Linked DNA regions of Homo sapiens: region 1 is linked to region 2. A link is an interaction called in ENCODE POLR2A ChIA-PET data of the cell type or tissue named here. Cell type or tissue: MCF 10A. All regions are shown on one strand. Links, peaks and the distances in the headings refer to the core of each region. The heading gives the core; the rest is flanking DNA.

The links. ChIA-PET counts read pairs that join two places held together with the same protein. Peaks named below come from ENCODE experiments on the same cell type or tissue, not always from the same donor. Only the 100,000 strongest peaks of a DNase experiment are listed, where the experiment ranks them.
Region 1: POLR2A ChIA-PET joins it to region 2 with 5 read pairs; 2 of 35 experiments call an interaction of 5 or more read pairs at or near these places.

What each region holds. Positions count from the first base shown.
Region 1 is chr1:193,727,988-193,730,927 of GRCh38, reverse strand. All of the region lies in intron 3 of LOC124904475 (a long non-coding RNA gene), which reads right to left. Among named protein-coding and RNA genes, the nearest start is that of LINC01031, 420 kb to the right of the region's middle. In MCF 10A, for the core only: no CTCF peak of the experiment used is centred there; a DNase peak (open chromatin) is centred at 1,317.
Region 2 is chr1:194,273,509-194,276,448 of GRCh38, reverse strand. All of the region lies in intron 2 of LOC107985242 (a long non-coding RNA gene), which reads left to right. Among named protein-coding and RNA genes, the nearest start is that of LINC01031, 970 kb to the right of the region's middle. In MCF 10A, for the core only: no CTCF peak of the experiment used is centred there; no DNase peak of the experiment used is centred there.

The DNA.
Region 1 (2,940 bases), core at 281-2,780, 550 kb after region 2:
GGGAGGCCGAGGCGGGTGGACTGTGAGCTCAGGAGATCGAGACCCTCCTGGCCAACACAGTAAAACTCCATCTCTACTAAAAATACAAAAATTAGCTGGGCATGGTGGCACGTGCCTGTAATCCCAGCTACTCAGGAAGCTGAGGCAGGAGAATCACTTGAGCCAAGGAGTTGGAGGTTGCAGTGAGTCAAGATCATGCCACAGCAACCCAGCCTGGTGACAGAGTGAGACTCTGTCTCAAAAAAAAAAAAAAAAAGAAAAGAAAAATTATTAAGCATCTTACATAATGTAAAATTGTTTTTTAGGTGACGTGTGTATATTTTGTGTGTAACTACACATATATATGTATACAAATACACATAAATTCACATATATGTATGTGCATACATCCCTCCCTAAAGAAAATTATCCTATTTTATATAAAATCCATTATAGGATAAATTAGAGGTATGTAAGATAAGTAAAGCACCTCTTTATATCACCAAAAGAGACAGGCAGGTAACACTTTATTTCTAGAAAATTTTTTCTCCATTGGGATTCAGGTATCTTGATATCCTAGAACAATCTCAGTTATGCAAGTTCATTTCAAATCATTATTTGATGAAGACATAGTGATTCTGAAGCGCTGCCAGTGGCATCCAGATTTTAATGAAGTGGAAGTTGTACCACGTTGACAACTGAGTCATAGCTGTAAGAAGCTCAGCTCAGATAAGGAACCTACAAATCTGCAGATCAAATGGTAAGCAGAATCTTCTTTGCCAGTAATGAAGGTCACGGGTATTGCATCACAAGACAGAACTACTTTTATAAAATCAGAGATTTAAAGTGGAATCAAGAGCTGTCAACAAGAAGCAAGATAAGGAAATTAGGGGATTAAAACTACCTGTCAAAAGCACCTGACTGTCTTGTATTTTTTTAAGCAAAATATGTTGTAATCAACATAAGAGTCCGTGCTTAAAAATAAATAGTCAAGGTTTACATAGAGAAAAATACATAGGACAAATTACTCATTTTCATGTAACAACAGAGTTAGTGGATATTAACACAACAGAAGGTAGACAAATTATGAGGTCATTAGCTTTTTAAAAAATAAACAACTTTTACTATAAAAATAAAATATGAACATAGTAAAAATGTGAAGTAGGACGAGATAATATAAGTGAAAAGCAGAAGTCTCACTTGTAAGAACTGTGATCCATCTTTATTTGTCCACATGAGCCATTGTTATCCCAACTTCAGCTATTGAATTGAAATGTCACCTCGCATACACAAATAGACATATGGGTCTGTTCCTGGACTACTCTGCTCTGCTGAGTCACTATCTGCACCAGTGCCAAAGATCCTATAGCTTTAAAGTACAATTCAACATTTGATAAGACCATTCTCTGCCTGTATTACTCCTCTTTTCCAGCCACTTTTGTATATATATTTCAGTTAAACTTTTTTTATTCTTAACAATTCTATTTGGAAATGCTATTGACATTGCCTTGACACTATAGACTTTATTAACTTAGGGAGAATACATATCTTCATAATATAAAATATCCCTCCTAAAGATAGAGGTATTAACTAAATTGAATTAAACCTTGGGAGTAGCGCAGAGTGGGACAAGCAGGTAATTAAAATGGACCATAATATATTATATATCATAAAAATAAAATGTCACATTTCTCCTGAAAAGGATGAGCTATTTATAGCTCAATAAATAATCATTGATAATGTTAATATTATTCCACTGACAAAACATGTTGGCTTCTTCCGATAAAAATTATATAACCATTAAATGTCTTTCTTTAGCACAATCCTCAACATTCCAAAATCTATAACCAGAAATCAATGATTTCATAACCAAATCACACAAAGGGAAGGGAATTACTTGATCTCACACACAAAACAATCCCAGCATGAAATTAGAGGATGGAATTATAGAAGGCCCCACTATATATTAATATATATTTGGGTTTTTTGTTTTGATTTTGAGACAGGGTCTCATTCTGTTGCCCAGACTGGAGTGCACTGGCAAAATCTCAGCTCATTTCAGCCTCAATATCCCAGACTTAAGCTATTCTCTTATCTCAGCCTCTCAAGTACTTGGGGCTACAGGCATGTGCTACCACACTCAGCTAATTTTTAAGTTATAAATACCTAAATATATATGTATATATATATATATAGAGAGAGAGAGAGAGAGAGAGAGAAGAGATTGGATTTTGCTAAGTTGCCCAGGCTGGTCTTGAACTCCTGGACTCAAGCAATCCACCTGCTTCAGCCTCCCAAAGTGCTGGGATTACAGGCATGACCTACTGCACCAGGCTAAAATTTGTTTTTTATCACAGTGTATGACATGGGTTTGAAATGCATGATATGTGTCCATCTATTAGCATAAAGAGGAAAAGCCACTTGCTTGCAAGTTGCAAGAGTCAATAACAGAATATAGGAGTAGATATTTTGTCTGACTGCTACAAGATGCTCTCCATCAGGGTGACTCCCATTTATGACATCAGGTAAAAATTCAAGCAGCAAAATGGTAGAATACCTCTGGATTTAAAATCAGAAAGTCAGGTTTTATGTTCTAGTTATTTAGCAAGTGACAAACTTTGTGAACCTCATCAATAAAGTGAGGATACTCATACACTAGTTCTTGTGATCATATGAGATTATATGTTGAACTTGCTCTCTGAAACATAAAGCATTTTACTAAATACAAAATCATCTCAATTTATTATCATGTAGGCAAAATAGAGTTTTGGTCAAAATCATATATAGATCGTTTCTCAAAAGTTATTCTATACCCAGTAGATGCCAACTAGCTTCACAACCTGGGAAGCTATTTTGTTAATTGCCACCCTAGAGTATGTAAACAAGCCTCCAAATGGCCTTCTACTCAGATTCACAGCATGAATAGCAAAACTAAGGGGGCCTGGGAACTATCTCCAACTT
Region 2 (2,940 bases), core at 246-2,745:
CCAGGCCCGAGTGCAGTGGCGCTATCTCGGCTCACTGCAAGCTCCGCCTCCTGGGTTCACACCATTCTCCTGCCTCAGCCTCCCAAGTAGCTGGGACTATAGGCGCCTGGCTAATTTTTTGTATTTTTAGTAGAGACGGGGTTTCACCGTGTTAGCCAGGATGGTCTAGATCTCCTGACCTTGTGATCTGCCCGCCTCGGCCTCCCAAAGTGCTGGGATTACAGGGGTGAGCCACCGCGCGTGGCCTATGACATGTAATTTTTTAAATGGAATTGTGCAGAAAAAAAATTAGAAATATTTTAACACATTGGCTTGTCTTTATAGAGTTTTTCTTTCGTTTTTCACAGGTAGTTAAATTTGGGCCATACCACCTTAATCCAATATGAAATTAAGCTTATTTGAAACTGATTACAAATCATTATGAGATCTGGTCTACATCTTACTTGATTTTGTCTTCATGCAACTGGAAGACTAGTGTATTCATAAAAATTGTTCCACCTCTGCAAGCCCTGAACTGTAATCCATACTTCCATAGTCTTGGTAAATTGCTCATAGCTATCTTCAGTTTCCAGACTCTAGAATTCAGTATAGGTTATTGGAAATTACCATAATTCAGTTAGTGATTGAGCTAATACTTGGTGGGATTTCAATGTTTGTGACAGCTAGTCAGTTCCTAAGTTACTGTTTTTTTAAGAGTATATTCCTTCAGGCCTCACAAATAAAAGGCTAAAGTATTTGTGTGCTCCTCCCCGTCAGGCTTACATTCAATTTATTTTATCCCACCTCTGGGAGATTAAAAAAATATATTTGTTCAACTTCTTGAATTCCATACCACCGTATGTGGATTGTCGTATCCCCAGATGGAAGAATCACACATAGGAAATCCACATTCACCTCTTTGCTTCTCCTCTGTCCAGGATCTTGTTCCTACAGGACTTGAAAGCTTTAAAGTGACTAATAAAAAGAAGTTACTCAAATTTTCTAGCCTTTGGTTGGAAGATTTAACTGAGACAAGCTAATATGCTTTTCCTGGAAATATTCTGTGGTTTATATTCAAAGATTCATTCTTTTGTTTCAATTATGCATATTATTTTAAGCATATCATGATCACTGAAAGTCACACCAAAATTCTTTACATCTTTTAATTTTTGTTTTGCAGCACAATTTTTGTATTGTACTATGTAGCACCAAGAAAGTGTATAATTTTCATATGTTAGCCACAGGTGAAAAACAAATTCTGCTTGGAGTGGAAATATTTTATTTTTCCAATTAACTTTTAACCTAACAAACACCATAGTATTAAAAATACGTTCAGTTTTCTTAAGAAGCAAAACCTACACAGCATAATTAACTCATGGGACTTTCTAAAGTTACAAGGCCAGAGTTGGGCATATTTAATGCTATCAATTAATTATCTAGAGAATAGTGGATATCCAGTAACTCACTCCGTGCTTGGTAAACATTGAGAAGCAAGCAACTTATTTGTTATAATGTCATTGGTTATTCTTGAGAATACATTTCCGAATTATATATGAAAGCTAATGGGTAATATGATTATTTAATACAATTTGTTTTATGAAAAACAATTCCTTAACAAAAGTCATAGTAAATGACAGCAAATGAATGAAACATTAACTATTTGTTAATCTCCTTGCTTCCCCTTTGCATGCGTAATTACTATTTATTCTTACAACACTTTGAGGTAGATATCAGGCTTTTATAACCTAAATAACTCACCCAAAATTACAGAGGTAGTAAGTGATACAGATATAACTTAAATATATCTCTTTCTGATTTCAATGATTGTTCTCTGAATAGAATTTTTCTTCCTGATTCGTCTTGTTACTTCATAAGTTTACAATTCATTCTCAAAGAGATACAGCAGCTTGTTGCCTGTTTATTACTAATATTGAATGAGCTGAAATACAATAATATGGATCAATGTAAGAAATCAAGAAATGTGTTTATTTTTAAATGCCTTTACATGCCTTTTCTTTTAACTCTAAAATCTTCATATTTTCATCTTTTCCAATAATTTACTTAAATGTTTATAAATACTAAACCAAGAAAAATTTGTTTAAAGAATTTAGTTGTTTTGGTCCATTACTCAGTTTTCCACATTAGTCCCAATAGTGGGAGATGGATTCATTATATTTTATTCGTGGAACACCTAAAATTAGCTTTTTGTTTGTTTGTATTAAATAGATATTTAATCTATAAGCACCAGACATTAAATTATACTAGATATGGATAACTCCTTAGACAATATACCTCAATATCATGGTTATAGTTATCCTTTATCTTTTCTTACTTGGTGCTTGTTTGAATATGTTAAACTGTCATGCTCCATTCAGTACTGGCTCTGATTAGCTACTATGTGTGAATGCAGAACTTTCTATATGCTATTGCATTGAATAAATATATCTGTGTTAAATACCTTAAAAATATTTTGTAGTCAGAGATTGTAATTAATTATCTTCTGAAATATGCTAAAATGCCAACATTTTATTATGTACTCACCAAGTTATGGACACTGCCTTAGTCACTATGTTTGGCCCCAGTGGCCACACAGTCTAATGAAACAGATACACTGAAGTATGATGCAGATAATCCCCGAGTGTTCTAGGAATTTAGAACTGGGTTACTTAATTCAGACCAAGTGAAAATAGAGGGATTGCAAGAGACATTAAAAATAAAAGCAGAGGAAGAACAGAAACACAAGAGAAAGTCTGAATAACTACAAATAATTCATGTTGACTAAATGTAGAGAACAGAGAGCTAGAGGAAGTAATGACATTTTAGGAAGCCAGATAATGTAGAACAAATATCCTACCTGTGGGACATGAAATGTGAGCAAGTGACTCCCCCCAGTTTAGCATAAATCTTGTCTCAAAAATAGGTCTGAATTGAGGGCCAACTTACAGGAATTAGGGATCTTGA